Regions from separate parts of the Homo sapiens genome. Here region 1 is linked to region 2. The links are chromatin loops, found by intact Hi-C in ENCODE. Cell type or tissue: IMR-90. All regions are shown on one strand. Links, peaks and the distances in the headings refer to the core of each region. The heading gives the core; the rest is flanking DNA.

The links. Peaks named below come from ENCODE experiments on the same cell type or tissue, not always from the same donor. Only the 100,000 strongest peaks of a DNase experiment are listed, where the experiment ranks them.
Region 1: it touches region 2 in a loop (2.3-fold over the local background); 5 of 110 quality-filtered maps call a loop at or near these places.

The regions. Positions count from the first base shown.
Region 1 is chr14:32,810,798-32,819,105 of GRCh38, reverse strand. All of the region lies in intron 12 of AKAP6 (A-kinase anchoring protein 6), which reads right to left. Among named protein-coding and RNA genes, the nearest start is that of NPAS3, 120 kb to the left of the region's middle. RefSeq lists enhancers at 5,214-5,943, 5,944-6,673. In IMR-90, for the core only: no CTCF peak of the experiment used is centred there; no DNase peak of the experiment used is centred there.
Region 2 is chr14:32,607,237-32,615,544 of GRCh38, reverse strand. All of the region lies in intron 7 of AKAP6 (A-kinase anchoring protein 6), which reads right to left. Among named protein-coding and RNA genes, the nearest start is that of AKAP6, 280 kb to the right of the region's middle. In IMR-90, for the core only: no CTCF peak of the experiment used is centred there; a DNase peak (open chromatin) is centred at 3,614.

The DNA of each region.
Region 1 (8,308 bases), core at 227-8,226, 200 kb before region 2:
ACATTCACTGTGATGAATTTTTATTAGAATTTCTGTTTATTCTTTGCTTGCTGATAAAGGAAGTACTAATGACCAGTTAGTACGGCTAATGAATGTTAAAATCTTCAGCTGTAGGAACAATCAATCAGTCTAATCAAATAGTATATTAATTTCAAATACTATCTTGGCTGACACTGTACTCTGAGAGTGCTAATAAATAATTGAATTAGTCTTTCAAAGGAGCTCTTTTTGTAACTCTCTGGTTGACTTTAACATTTAGCAGCACAGATTTTCCACAAGGATCCCAAACCTAGGGGCTCACATGGAGAAGCGGGAATTGTGCCATCTGGATGGGCTGGGAGCTAAGCCCAAGTGGCACCTGCAAGTCAGACTCATCTTCCATGACACAGTCGTTTTCTGACCAAATGCTGCCTTTACGGCTTTACGAATTCAAGCCTAAGAAACTATAAAATTTATAGCAGCACCTAAAGGAAAAAATTCCTTTGCTCAGTAAAATATAGTTGGCCCTCCATATCCATGGGTTCCAAATTCATGAATTCAACCAACTGCAGATCAAATATATTTGTAAAAAAAAATTTCACGGTTACAAAAAAAAAAAACCCAAGTTTTCCCTGTGTCAAGTGATGTGTAGGCATTGTATGAACTACTGTAACTAATCTAGAGATGATTTAAAGTAAAGAGAGAGGATGACTGTAGGTTATATGCAAATAATAAACCATTTTATATCAGAGACTTGGGCATCTGAGGATTTTGGTATCTGTGTGTGTGTGTGGTGGGGAAGGAACACTGACAAACAGCTGTAGTTGGAATGGAAAATTTCCATAGGAAAAGATTAAACTTTTGGATGTAATACTGTTCTTTTATTAACTCTCTGCTCTTATAAACCTCTTATATTTATTGTGATTTCTGAAAATTTCTTGTATGGCAATTCCAGGAAATATCTGACAGGATTCATTAGAAAATCATTCACTTTAGACTTTAAATTTTTTCATATTAAAGAAGTGCTACTCACTCTGCCCTCGCTCACTCCCTTCCTGTTGTGGATTAAATTCTGTCAATATTTTCAATAAAATCTCCATTTCCTCAGGATTTAACTTCAACCATAAAATATACCCCTGGGGCAAGAAAGTGGGAAAAGTTTCCAAGAAAGATGTTAGAGTATTTATATAACTAAAAAAGTTCTCTTTGGGAAAAAAAAGATTTGCATATACAAAGATGTAACTGATAGGAAAATTATTTGGTTGAATGCTCTCTTTGATGATAGCCCAACACAACCAATAATGCTCAAGCTAATCAAACGTTTGTTTTTGTTGTTGTTGTTTTCCCAGAGGAGCTATTTGGTACTTTTTAAAAAAGGCACAATGTTCCTGTCTTTGATATAGTGATAAATCTAAATGAATTTAGACAAAATCTAAGAGTATTTGAATGAGACCAAATGGATAGGGAGTAATAAATGAGGTTCCAAAAGACAGCCTGCAATTCCAGAAATAATTCTGAATTAATTCATGCAAGGGTCTTCTATTCATAGACTTGCTGCATGGGTACAGAATTTTGGCCCAAACCAAGGCATTATATAAATAATTACACACACACACACACACACACACACACACAAACACAGACACACACACACACACACACACACACACACACAGCTATACAGATCTGCTCAAGAAACAAATGGAATTAAATAATGCTAGTTTATTTTATTATTTTTACACTTGGAAGCATTTTATTTATATTAGCACAACATATACAGAGAAAGCAATAAAAGTGGTGGAGAAATGATTATGATGATGACAAAAAAAGAAGAACCAAGATTCCAACCGTGGCAGGTAATACCCATCTCAATTAATACCCTCTGCATGTGTATGGCTTTAATTGAGTTAGGTCTCCCATGATTGCATTTCCAGGATTTTCTTACAATTTTAGCTTAAATGGTGGGTGTGTATAAGAGATGAGAAATACTTTATTACCTAAAGAGTAAAGATAAAGGAACTCGACAGTCTACAAAACAATAACCTAATAGAGAATTGATGTAGCCGCCTCTAGATACCTTTAATTTCCTTTCAAAAGTTGCATCTTTTGAAAGATTTTTTTCTAAAAAATCTCAAAAAGACTAGGATGAACTGAATGTTACAGTCAAACTTCTGGTACTCAGAATGTGCAGAACCTTTAAGAAGGTTTTGTAATATGTGCTCCCCCTGTTTATTCTAGATCCAGGAGTTTATTGGGCAGTACCACATGCAAAAACCAGGCAGGAGAGATTTATCTGGAGAAAAGTAGAACACAACAATAACATATAAATAAATAAAAGTGACAAAAACATAAGCAGCAATAACTGTAATTGAATAAAGGTGTACATATTTACCCCAGGGTGAAAAGCAGAACACACAGGTTTGAGGGGGTGATGGAGAGGTGGGAGAAAATAACATATACCTCAGTATAGATGAACCAATTTAAACTAGGGGAAATGCCAACATTCTATACTCTGCTTTTCTTGGCACCCTGTAACCCTGAACCTAAACCAAAGTGTCTGAGCATTAGTTACATAATTATTTTCCTAAATTAGACTTAGGTAGAAATTTTATAAAAACAAAAACAAAAGCAGGACAGGTACAGTGGCTCGTGCTTGTAATTCCAGCACTTTGAGAGGCTGAGGCAGGAGGATCGCTTGAACCCAGGAGTTTGAGACCAGCCTGGGAAACATAGTGAGACACTGTCTCAATGTAAAAATTTTTTAAAATTAGCCAGGCATGGTGGCATGTGCCTGTTGTCCTAGCTACTCTGGAGGCTGAGGTGGAAGGATTGCTTGAGGCCACGAGTTCAACACTGCAGTGAGCCATGATCATGCCACTGCACACCAGCTTGACAATACAGCAATACCCTGTCTCTAAACAAACAAACAAACAAACCATATAAGAGCAATGACAAACAGCTGCTTCCATCTCTGAAAATGGAAAGATAACTTTTAAGAGAACTCTGAGTTTGTAGTACTCTGCCTCTTATTGAGCAGAGAATGGATTCAGAGTCAGCAAGAAAAAACATAGAATAAAATAGAAATTAGGATAAAAAGAATAATGTTCAATGTTTATCAGCCATTTTGCAACTGGAGGAGGTACTCATACAGGTTTGGGTTTGAATCCTGGATCAGCCCTCCCATATGTTAGCTGTGTGATCCTGGACAAGTTATTTAACTTCTATATGCCTCAGTTCCATCATTTGTTTATCTTGGGACAATTACAGTACATTGTATCTGCCTTATAGACTGTTGGGAGCTTTAAATTACTAAAATGTACGTAAAGTCCTAGGGGAGAGCCCGGTACACAGCAGGGGTGGAATGACTGGCAGCCATCAGCATATATATTCCCTCTGGTGAAGTGAGGAGACGATAGTATGGCTGAATCCTAAATAACCGTTAACAGTGTTTAAGACTGGAGGTTGGTTGACTAATCTCTTTGGTACGACCAAAGAGTCAAAGAAAGAAACATTGATTAGGCCCCTTACTCACCTCTACTGCACTGTAAATGAGGTGATACATTTGTCTTTTCATATCCTAGCTGGACTTATCCCACAAAGATAACCAAATGAGAAAAGACACTTGCCCAGTCCTCAGCAAGGCCCATAGCTCAAGAACTTTCTATTTCCTGAAAATAACCTTTTTTTAAAAAAGGCAAGTCCATTGTCTGAAATTCTATCACAACTGACCCATTAGAGCAATCAAATCCTGCTCACTATCTATCAGATTGACAACAATGTTAAAGTAACTTGTCTCAGTTCAGAAAACGCTTTGAAAGTCTATCTCACACTAATGATCAAAAACTGTTCTAGTGAATGCTCTTTTTCAATAACAAAGCTGATCAGAAACTCAAAACAGACAAGTAAAATCCAAAGTCATCTCACAAATCTCACTAAAATCAGTACTGACACGGACACATTTCCTAGTCTTGACTACACAGATAATTCTGAAATAGTTGAAAATGAAAAATCCATTAGATGTTGTTTTAAAGTAAGTTTTATAACAGTAAAAATTGCCTTTGTTCTCAAAAGGGATCAGGGACAAAAGGGAGTCCAGTAATGGGAAGCAGGGGTTTTCTTCCCATAAATAAACTTCATGAGGACAGGTACTCTGACTGTCCTGTCTCCACTAGAGCCCCAGTACTTAAAATAGTGCCTGGCATGAAGCAGCTTCTTAAAAAGTGATTACTGATTGCCCAGGCATGGTGGCACATGACTGTAGTCCCAGCTACTCGTAAGGCTGAGGCAGGAGGACTGCTTGAGCCCAGGAGTTCAAGGCTGTAGTGAGCTATGATTGTACCACTGCATTCCAGCCTGGATGACACAGTGAGACCCTGTCCCCAAAAAATAAAAAAGAAAGAAAGGAAAAATTTACTGAGTGATCTGAAGGAAAAAAGTAAAAAGACTTGCCTGTTGTCTCAAGAACTGTTGAAGGGATCTGGAGAAAGGTTCTGAGGGTAAACTGTGCTGTGGCAAAATCACGTGGAAAATCCCTGACTTTCAACTGGTGCAAACTCTCAGTTGTAAAAGCTAATAGCCTCAAAAACATGTTTCATGAAAGAAGCCAGACATAATAAAGTCATATATTGTATGATTCCATTTATATAAAGTATCCAGAATAGGTAAATCTGCAGAGATGAATGAGACTGGTACTTTCCAGGGCCTGCGGGCGGGGAGGAAGGAATGGGATGCAACTGCTTTACAGGCTTGGGGTTTCCTTTTGGAGTGATGATAATGTTTGGAAGAAGTGGTGGTTGCACAACATGGTGAATGCCACAGAACTGCTCACTTTAAAATGATTTTAAAACTACTAAATGCCACAGAACTGCTCACTTTAAAGTGATTAACTTTATGTGAATTAAGGGAAAGCCACTGAATAAACGAAGAGAAAATCATCTGTAACCTTAGAGAGGGCAGGTGCTAGAGGCCAGTGCATGAAGAAACAAGTACAGGATGTGCTAGAAGGTAGCCTGAAAAAGTCCAGCTTCTCTGGCAAAATTTGAGTTGAAATTAGGAGTGTGGCCCTGTCAGGTACTGTTCAACACCTTGTTTGTCCCAGCACCAGTCTTGGAAGGAGAACACAATTGGAGAAACCACAGAGGTCATAGAATGTACAGGAAACCCTTCAATTGTTCTAATACCTCTACCCTCAAAGCACAGTAGCCCATCTCAACTCTACATAACAACCGCCCCCTGCAAAAAAAAAAAAAAAATCCTATCACTTTTGAATTTGATTTTGTGTGTGAAGAATAAGTTGCAAAGACCTTGAATGTTCTATAAACAGGATGATTGTGAAGTTGTAGGAAGGAATTCCGAGAAGAAAGAGCAATACAAAAAAATATAAGGATTTCTTTTCTTCCCTTTCTTACTGTAACTTCAGGTTCACTGGAGGGGCTGCCCACATAAGTGCTATTTTGATTAAGAAGCTGTGGTATAATAGGAAATATATTTGGCCTTTGTCCCAGTTCTCTGGCACAGAGCCCCTAAAGCCCTCGGAATTTCCTAAGCGATAGAATACCTTTTGTTATTCATAATGGCCCCTTTTGATCACAACAGAGTTTATGCTAATGAGAAAATTTAGGGCAGGGTCCTGAGATAGCCTCAGGTTGGGGGTGGTCACCAGAAAGACCAAGTGATTAGAGGGCTGGAACTTTCAGCTCCACCGAAGGACCTCTGGGAAAGGGGTTGGGGGGGGGGGTAGGGTTAGAGATGAAAACTGTAACTACTCTTCTTGAACAAAGAGATTTGATGAACTTCTAGGTTGCAGAACACCTGGAGATGCTAGGTGGGTAAGGTACCTGGAGAAATGTGGAAGCTTTGCCCGCCCCCTTACCCTGCACATTTCTTTTACGTCTGGTTTTTCTTGAGTTGTATCTTTAAATAAACTGGTAAATGTGAGTAAAGTGTTTCCTTGAGCTCTTCTAGCAATTCTAGCAAGTTATGGCTAGAATAACCTAAGGAAGGGTTGTGGGAATTTACAGCCCGTGGGTCAGAAGGATGGGAAATTGCGTGATTGGCATCTGAAGTGAAGGCAGTCTTGTGGGACTGAGCCCTTTCCCGTATGGGATCTGATGCTAACTCCAGATAGACACTGTCAAAGTTGGATTAAATAGTAGAACACCCAGCTCATGTCCAGAGAGCAGACAGTAGCTTGGTGTAAAAAAACCCCACACATTTGCTGTCTGAGTGTGTGCAGAGAAACTTTTAAGTGTGTGTAGAGAAACTTTTTATAGAGAAGCAATATATTTGTGCCAATAAATCAAAGAATTAGATACTGTCATAATTTCTAAAGAATTCTCAGGTGCAATAACCTCAGTGTTGATAGTATTATAGGTAGGTGGCAACAGATGAATCCCTTGCATCAGGCTCTGTTTTTCTTAAGCAAGTTAATTCTTGTGCAAATCATTATTCATAGTTGTTAAGCATCTACTGTAGAAAAAAGTTACTTTCCCACCTAACTCTGAATGTTTCACTAGAAGTAACTTGAAAAATAATCTACTTTTCACTGGCAAATAAATTATCTTGACTGTTGCTTTACATGTCAACACACTGAAATTTTTATTACACTGAGAAGAGCCTGAATAGGAGAACTGGTTTATTTTTTGTTTCTCAGTCACTATATTTGGTGTTTCCCTGGAATTTCCCCCCAGAGTTTCAAGAAAGTACCTAAATGTAGGACTGTTTAAAATGAATTTTTTAAAAATTTAGGAAGAGTTTTTCAATTAAAAGAATTTCTCTTTCTTACCTCTTTAGTATTACATAGAACTGAAACAAATAAAAGAAAGTTCAAGAGAAAAATAACATCAATGAAGTTGTAAAAATCCCAACTGCAATGAAATGGTGGCATTTTCTTCATTCTACCACATGGTAAATCTGTTTGAATGACAGTGACAGAACCACATGCAAAGTTGCATACATTCTTTTCTCCCAATGATAATATCTGGCCCCATTTTTTTTCCTGACATTGCTCAGGGATTGACATAACATGTGAGTTTTATACCCCTGGATGTAATTTTTGCCTCACCTTTGCCTAAGGGAAAAGTATACCCTTCTCCCTCCTTTATGAAAATGATCTTACGTTAATAAAAACTTACATTTTTTAAAACCTACAATGCATATTGGTAGAAAAGAGAAGGTGAATAGTCATGTAAACAAGTGAAGTTTTCTAACATACGAATTTTCCTGTGAGATAGACATAAGGTCCCAACTTGCAAACTCAGTTTCAAGAACACAAGATTCTTGGCATGATCCCGAGGTAGTCGAAGGTACAAGGAGAGCTTTGCCAACATGTGGGTTTACCTGAAAAGCCTTATATCAGATAATAGAGTTCACTCACGTTTAGGAACCGTGCCCTTTACAGTTCTGATATAAGGCTTCTCAAGTAAAAAAGCAACTGTCCACTCTCCAGACATGAGCTGGGTGTCTTACTATTTAATCCAACGTTGACACTATCTATCTGGAGTTAGTATCAGATCCCATACGTGAGAGGGCTCAGTCCCACAAGACTGCCTTCACTTCAGATGCCAATCACGCAAGTCCCCATCCTTCTGACCCATAGTTACAGTTGTAACCTAACCATGGGAACATATTTTATTTATTGAGAGCCTCTTGTGTCTTCATTCTCAATGAGGACAAATTGGGAGCCAACATTATGTCATTACTGTTCTTGTTTGCTCCTCTCAAATAAATAGAGTATGATTTTTGTTGTTTTTTAATAATGAGACTATGATTACAAGTCATTCAGAGAAAAAAAATAAAATGTTGGTCAGTTTGAATTAGCAAATTAAGAATGACCAAAAATGGCACACATTATCTTAGTCTGTTTTTCAACTTTTTTTTTTTTTTTCCTGAGACGGAGTCTCGCTCTGTCACCCAGGCTGGAGTGCAGTGGCGCAATCTCGGCTCACTGCAAGCTGCGCCTCCCGGGTTCATGCCATTCTCCTGCCTCAGCCTCCCCAGTAGCTGGGACAACAGGCGCCCACCACCATGCCCGGCTAATTTTTTGTATTTTTAGTAGAGACGGGGTTTCTCCATGTTAGCCAGGATGGTCTCGATCTCCTGACCTCGTGATCTGCCCACCTCAGCCTCCCAAAGTGCTGGGATTACAGGTGTGAGCCACCGCACCCAGCCAATCTCTTTTTCATCTTAACTAAGCCTGTCAAGGAAACTTGTCTTGCTTTCCTCATGCTTATCATTTGATTGGCCCAGGGTTTAAGCTAATTAATAGGTGGGTCAGCTATGAGTCATTTTCTTAAGATGGTCTAATCCTTGTTCTACATCTGATTTTATT
Region 2 (8,308 bases), core at 150-8,149:
ATTCAATAGGTAGAGAAATATTCAAATTACATAATACTCAACAGATTACAATATTTCATTAAGAGAGAATTTGTTTTTGTCCCTAATAACAGAAAATTTCAGCTCCAACTAGAGGAAGGTTAAAAAAAAAAAAGAAGGAACTTATAAGAAGTGCTGAAGGTCAAACACCTCAAGAGTTGGTTCATTCAGCTGTTCAATGATATAAAGAACCCATTTTTCCCCTCTGCCATCCTTGGCATATTAAGCATTATCCTTGACCTAGCTCCATTTATAGTGACAAAATGGCTATAGCACCTCAGCTTGTTACCCTTGTGAAAGCATCCAGAGCTTGAAAGGGAACCTTTTCTTCTTGTTTATCTTTTTTTTTTTTTTTTTTTGAGACAGAGTCTTGCTCTGTTGCCAGGCTGAAGTGCAGCGGCACCATCTCGGCTCACTGCAACCTCTGCTGCCTGGATTTAAGTGATTCTCCTGCCTCAGCCTCCCAAGTAGCTAGGACTACAGGTGTGCACCACCACGCCCAGCTAATTTTTGTATTTTTAGTAGAGACGGGGTTTCACCATGTTGGCCAGGATGGTCTCGATCTCTTGACCTCATGATCTGCCCGCCTTGGCCTCCCAAAGTGCTGGGATAACAGGTGTGAGCCACCGCACCCAGCCTTGTTTATCTCTTTTTGAGAAAGAAAACCTTTCCCAAAGCCCCATAGACTCTCTTCATATCTCACTGGCCAGAAGTGCATCAATTAGCTGTGCAAAGGGAGCCCTTATGGTTGCCTCATGGACTAACTGTGATTCACTGGCTGGGCTGGGGAATAGGGTCCACTTCACCTGGACCACACACCATGAAAGAAAGTAGTATGTGGACAAAACAGGTGATGCTGTTAGGACAAAGGAGGAAAATGGCTATTGGTTAGGCAGTCCACAATGCCTGCCAAATAAAGCTTAATAAACATTATTTGATACTGCTGTTGCTGATTGTATCATTAGTGCAACATCCCCAACACACTCCCTTTTATGATGAGAAGTATATCTGTACTTCCTAATATCAAATTTTACCACTTATGAGAAGAAAGAACTATTGATTGCCTTGGAAAATTACACAAAACAAGAGCTTCTATTTCAAGGCATTGCACAAGACTGTTATGAGAGAAAGTCTGCTTAAAATGCAGGCTTTCCAGAGATTTCATCTTCAAACTCTTCTACCTGATTTCCCTTTTGTGTATTAGCCAATGGAGCATAGTCATTAAGCTTTTTGTGTACAACTGAGACAAAAAGTATCTGTAGATAATGATAAAAGATGCTATTTGCCAAAGGTCTGAAGCAGGACTTCAACTGAAAACCACCACACAATTGGAAAAAATACAAAAATAATAACAAGGAAGAACACTTAGAATATCAAATTTATTTTTATTCAGCGATATCTTTGTTCACATTACTGTTCTCTTTGTCCTGTATTATACAGTTAATAATTCTTAGCCTTCACCAAAAATGAGGGGAAATTTTCAATTACTGATTAATAGTAATAGTTAAAAAGTTCTCACTAGGAAATGAGATGATTTCACTCTAAAATGCAACCAAAATTAGTAGCAGCACTATTTGATGATAATTTTGAAAAATACATTTTGTTTTCTGTTCAGTCATATTTAGTCTAATTGACTTGAGAGAAAAAAACATTGTGTCCCAAGAACTTCATTTAAAAAGCTGGGTAGTGGTGCCCAGAAAGTTGCCATTTTAAACATGTGTATACACCTCTCAGAAGAGCTCGTTAAGAAGAGGAACAATGTGTGATCAAAAAAGTGGTCAGTGTGAAGGTGCTTGCTGGGTGTACGACAGGCCAGGTAAGAGAACCTCCAAAGTCTTAAGGAGGAAAATTCCAACACAGTAAGCAAGTTGGCATTACCCTACAACAGTCATTATCACTGATGCTATTGAGCCCGCTTAGCATCAGAATCACAAGTTTATATCATACTATTATTACCTTACTTTCAGCTAGAAAAGAAATGAAAGCTTTGGGGATGAGCAGCAGAAAAGAAGAAAAGAAATGAGACAGAGGAGTTTTCCAAAATTCCTCATAATTCAAAATGCATAGCCCCTCAAGTTATGAATAAACTTCAGAAGGTTTAAACACTGAAAGTTCAAATATGTTGATGAAGCTTAACTAATCATTTTCTAGTCTCAAAACTGGACCAAAAATTCCCATTAGAAATGGTCTAATTCCCTTAAAAATGAATGGTTTTAGCCACATGAAAGCATCCAGTGAAATTCCGTATTTGCTCGTCATCTATCTAATGATAGCTTGAGTATATACACGAGGTATCAAGTGAAAGACAGCAGGGAAATAAATGCCTGAGTGTTTGTGTTTGTGTCTAGTATAAAACAGAGAGACTGTGTTCCAGAAAAGCGACCCAGGTCATTTTACAAAGAAGAGAGCTCCCCAATCATATATTTCCTACAAATGTCTAGAAGTGTATAAACTACATTATGTTAGCTAAACCTCATTCATCATTTACTAGAAGGATGTGTATGTACACAAATTGCAATGGACCAAATATAATATGTCAGAAATTAGACTTTGATAGCGATTCAAATAGTGGTATGATCTAGTTCTGCCCTTTGAATTTATGTCAATTTAGAGACCTTTACCTTCTCAAGTTCAATCTCACCTAATCTTGTTAGAGAGCTTTGGAGCAAAGACTACAAATTTCATCAACCAGTGTGCTGGTCAGCTACCAAGTCATATTAGATGCTTTTAATGTTTTTCAAAGAAGCAACTCAGAGTATATCCTTTCAGCAAGGCTGTTTAAACAAAGGTTTTAAAAAATCTAACAATCTATTAACATAACCAACTAGACCTGCCTCAAGGAAGTATGAATATAATAATAAATTCACACTATAATAAAATCACATATTTAAGGTACAAATGCCTAGTTATTTGGGAAAAAATAGGTGAAATGGTTCTTCTAAAAGTTGATTTAAAGATTGTTTTATTTACAAAAAAAATAACAAGTGGCAAAGAAAATGGGAGAGAAGTGTAGAAAGGAAGAACAGATGTTAAGATGGGATTGTGCCATGATTTACACAGCTAAGATAAAGTATCATGAAAGATGAGATGATAAAGTAGGGTTCTGTCTTTAGCTTTAAAAAGGATATTATAACTACACATGATATTATTATAATCAAACAAAATTTACTAAAATACATTTTAAAGCTGAAATAACGTGTAAAGTGAGTAAAACAAAGCTTAGGAGGTAGTTGCTGCCCCAAGGAGTTTGCGGTCATGATGGATGGTAATCACTTGAAAAGTTAATTATGAAAGATATAAACAGAAATTCAAAACCACGATGAAACTGGTGTTTTACAAGGCTGTGTGAGATTAATCACCAAATGTAAGGTACAAACAGTAAATGAGAAGTTTAGAGGGCACAGTGATCACACAGGACTGGAAAATTTTAGGAAATCTCTTTTGAGAGGATAGGATTTGACTCCTACTCTGTTCTCTAGTCCCTCCTCAGCTTCAACCCTCCCTCTATTCAAATAATTGCTCCACTGACTAATCTCATGGGGTTTGTCTTCATTCTAAATTCTTTGGCTTCCTTCCCTCTTTCTGTCCTAACTCAGAAGATGTATCCTCCTTTCCTGAAAATCACAGATCCACTGATTCACTTCCTTTCCTTGTCTGAATCATTGTAGCAATAACTATCCATCTTTCTTGTCCCTGAAACTATCTTCTTCAAGTGTCCCTTTTTCACTAGTCCTATTCTTCAGTCTATAAACATGCTAAGTTCACTCTCGCTCCATGAAAAGTTCCTTTGACCTGCTATAATACCATTCCCCAGCTGCCAGCATTCTGGGCAACAGGGCCTGAAAGTTTCACTCCTCAGGTTGTAGATTCTCACTTAATCCCCAACTTTAATATGGTATCCTGGCTCTCAATTACCCTAGGCTTTCCTTAAAGTTCTATTGCACATCTACTTTATTCTCACACAATAGTCTCTTGTTAAAATCAACTTCCAAGGTTACAGCTATTATTTCTATTTGGACTACCAAACCTACATCCTTAACATTGACCTCTACTCTGAGCTTCAGGCTTGCATTTTCAACTGTTACACAAGAACACAGAGTTGATTTTCAAGTTTCTCCTCCTTACTAAATCTTTGTTCTCAAACTTTCCTGTACTTTAGAATCACCTGGGGAGGTTACAAAAATATCTATGCCCAGGTTACACACCTAGATATTCTTATTAATTGTGCATCAAGGTCACTGTACTAAACAGAGTTAATTATCTTCCCTTTCAAAGCTATTCCTTATCATAATGTGTCCAACCTCAGTTAATGGTAATACCATTCTCCTAACTGCTCATGCTCAATTCCTTTAAGTCATCGTTAACCCTTCCCTCAGGCTCCATCCCCTAGATACCAAATCCTATTATTTCTTCTTCCAGACTATCACTCTTACTTTTTTCCTTATATTAGAGCACAGCCACTGCTTTGCCTCGGCCTGCCTTTCATTATTGTAGTAGTTTCCTAATTCATTGTCTTGACTTTCAGTTCTTCCTCTTTCATCCTGCCTTTGCCATCTGTTTTCTATGACCAAATTCAATCATTAAAAACACACAGGGCACACCAGTAAAACACAACTCTTCAGCCTGATATCCAAAGCTGTCCAGTATATAGGTCAAACTTTTTCAGTATCTATCTTTCACTAAGTCCTCATCTCTTGCTTATAAACACATGGATACTGTATGCTCAAGAAGCCAAACTATTCACTGTTCACTTTCGATGTCCCTCATATTTTCCCTTTTCCATACTTTTGACCATGCTATTTCCTATGTTAGGAATGCTCTCCTTCCAACATCTTTCTACTACCAATTTTGCCAAATATTAGAGACCTCCACAAAATCCATCTTCTCTTAGGCCTTCCCAGGGCCCATCAGATTGAAATAACGTTCCCTCTCCCAGTTTCTGTATCTCTTGTATTCATCGCACAGTCTGCCTTAATTTAGAACTACATTTGTGCACATCTGTCTCCACTGCTAGGCAGTGAGCAAGAAGAGGTACAGTATCCTGTCCAGAGCTACATCATCATGTTGTAGTTACATTTTAAATATTTATCTATTCTAAGGATGAATAAAAGCAGTATAGATGGAGGGAATGAGAAAAGCCATGAGCAAGAGCAAAGAACAAAGAAAAGGAAAAATACATTTGGAAAAGGGTGGGTAAACTAGAAGAATTAAGAAATAAAACATTGACACAAATCTTAACTAAGCAGCTAGAATCAAATGATGGGCTAAGAAGTTTGTCCTTTCCCTTGTTATGGAGGGTGTCTAAGAAGACTCTCTCAATGATTATCTACTCCGTTTGGAACCTAAGTTTTTTTGTCAGTAAAGGGAAAGTAATAATAGGAGTTAGGACTCCTGGCATTGTTGGGAAGAATGAACAAGCACACCCAGGTAAAAGGCTTTACATGAACCTAAACTATAGTAAGCCCGTTGTGAGTGCTAACCGCATTAATAGAATATGTTATATAAACACACCCACACACAATGGTTACACAATAATATCTAAGATGTCAAAAGTAAAGAAAGTTTTTCTGCTTTTGATTTCCAGAGACTGAGAAAGGAATGAACGTGTGTGTGTGTGTGTGTGTGTGTGTGTGTGTGTGTGTGTGTCAGAGAGAGAGAGAGAGAGAGAGACCTCATGAATACACTAAGGTCCATGAAACAGACTTGGGCAGCCTGTGGAACCAATGCCCCTAAAGACAGCTGAGGCAATGTTTTTTAGCTTCTACCACATTTCACTGGACACATGCTTCGTTCTTTAATCTTTCTCCTCTGTTCCTTCACTCTCTTCTTTCTAGTCTCTCTTTTCTTTTGTCTTAGTGTCTTGATTTAGGCTTCCTTTTTTCCCTCTCCCTCTTCTCACTCAGGGAGGTCCACAACCTTGCTGAGCTCTGCAGGAGGCAAAGCTAAACAAGTGTTGGCCTCTGCAGGCCAAATGAGTATAAAAATGAGAAGCCACTGCCCCAGTCCAATGCAAAATGGCCTGGAACCTGCAGTGAGATGGTCCCTGAGCTCTGCCCGGCGGGACCTCCAATCTAGTTAATGTTTCCTGAGAAACATAAACCTTCATTTAGGCACAGTGGGAGCTAAGACTGGGAATGTTCTCTGAGTACAGAGCAAAGAGCAGTACAGTACCTTAAAAAACACTCTGTCTCTGGCAGCATCACAACCACATAAATGGGTATATTCCAACTGAATTCCAAAGAGAAAGAACAAGCAAAATGTGGACAACTCAATGCCATTTGACTACACTAGATGGGAGAGGTACTCTGGGTGTGAGAAAAGTTAAACAAGCATTTGGAGTATTTAGGGTGCTGAGTGCAGGTGTGTGTACATTTGAAAGCTGCCATTTAATAAGAAGGCCTAGATGACTCAATAAACCCAAAAGCCAGAGCGGAGTAATCCCTTTAGCAGGCAGGGCTCTCCCAGCTCAGCCTGCTCCCCTGCCAGAAACAACACATTCCAGGAAAAAGTGTAAGTCACACACTGAGGTAATTGTTTCACACTTTCAAAGAATTTACTTATTAGTTTTAAAGTGTTTTTTAGAAGCAATTCTGTATTTTGCCTTCTTTTTTTGTGCTTAAATACTTACATTAATAGATTTTTAAAATGTTTGACCTCCACTACCTAGCACAAAATGCTTCTAATGTGTTTACTCTATATTATATTTAAAATTGATCAGACTGAGGTACAAAATGTGAGATCTGCCAATAAAAATGGCTGCTTTCCACAGACTGTAAGTTTGTAAACAATACCAAGCATCTTTTCAACTTTAGTTATTGCAGATTCAGAGATTAGGCATTCTTGGACTAAATAGGAAAAAAGTAAGCTACCTATTCCTGTCAATGACTTTTCCCTGTGTTGATTAGAGACACCAAAGAATTTTACTCCCAGATTCTTGCTGAGCCAAATGTTTCTATTCTCAAGGCCACCAGCAATGGAAGTATAGTGTGAAAAACAAAATAAGCTATGCTTTTTTTTTTTTTTTTTTGAGACAGACTCTTGCTCTGTCACTCAGGCTGGAGTGCAGTGGCACAATCTCAGCTCACTGCAAACTCCATCTCCCAGGTTCAAGCGATCCTCCTGCCTCAGCCTCCTAAGTAGCTGGGACTACAGGCACACACCATGACACTTGGCTAATTTTTTATATTTTTAGTAGAGAGGGGGTTTCACCATATTGGCCAGGCTTGTCTCCTGACCTCATGGTCCACCCACCTCAGCCTCCCAAAATGCTGGGATTACAGGCATGAGCCACTGTGCTCGGTCTGCTATGCTCTTATACACTATATAGACCAAGAACATTAGCTGTCCTTTGACCTAGTGTATATTTTTATTTTCCCAACCATTTTTTTCAGTCATCTCAAGAGAGTGGCAGACCATTAAAAAATTCCTCATCTTAGATCCACCCATACATCTTATAATATGCAAATTTAAGTGCTTCAAGGAGATTAGAGAAACTATTTTCTATTGGATTCGATAACAAACTTAGTAACCACACTGATCTTCAAAGAAGTAACTCACTTTTGTTTCTGTCTTTCAAAAAATATTTTTGAAGAAAAGTTGCCCTTCTGATAACGAAAAAAAGGGGCTATTGAAAAATCCACAGTAGCAGAAAGAGTTCTCCCTAGGTACTGCAAATCAGGACTATGTTTATATAGTTCAGCAGGAAAGGAACCAGATCGGATACTGGCTTTTAGAAATATTTCTGCACAGAAGAGGTAGAATTGATAATGTATTTACTACTCATTTGCTTGCATCAAGAACCCCATTCCATTTCAATCTGCTAACATCCTAATTAAGATGATCTGAATCTTAGGTAATCTATTATTCTAGATCTCAGATAGCCCAAAATACATTAGACAAGTTGTTACACTATGTGCTTACACTGAAATGATAAGACCACTAAGCAGAAAAGCATGTCTTCTCTCATGTCTGGCCTGGCACTGGGCAGAGTGCAGAGTTCTCTGTCAGCACTCAATAAATAATGGCCAGGCCTTGGCCTGCTGTTTTTCTTTCCATTACTTTAGGCACAATTTAGTCTTACTAGATCATTTCTGGTTTCTTTCGATAACATATACCTGTGCTCTTGTTTGCATGAGGAAGACAGCAAAGTGTCTCAAGCAGTTCCTTACAAATATGTGCATCAGTATATGTGGGACTGACGACACATAAATGCAGTTCCCATTGATTGCATTAGCACTGTTTCGGAAGATCTTATATTAAGGAACATGCTAACTACATAAGCTTCTGAGCC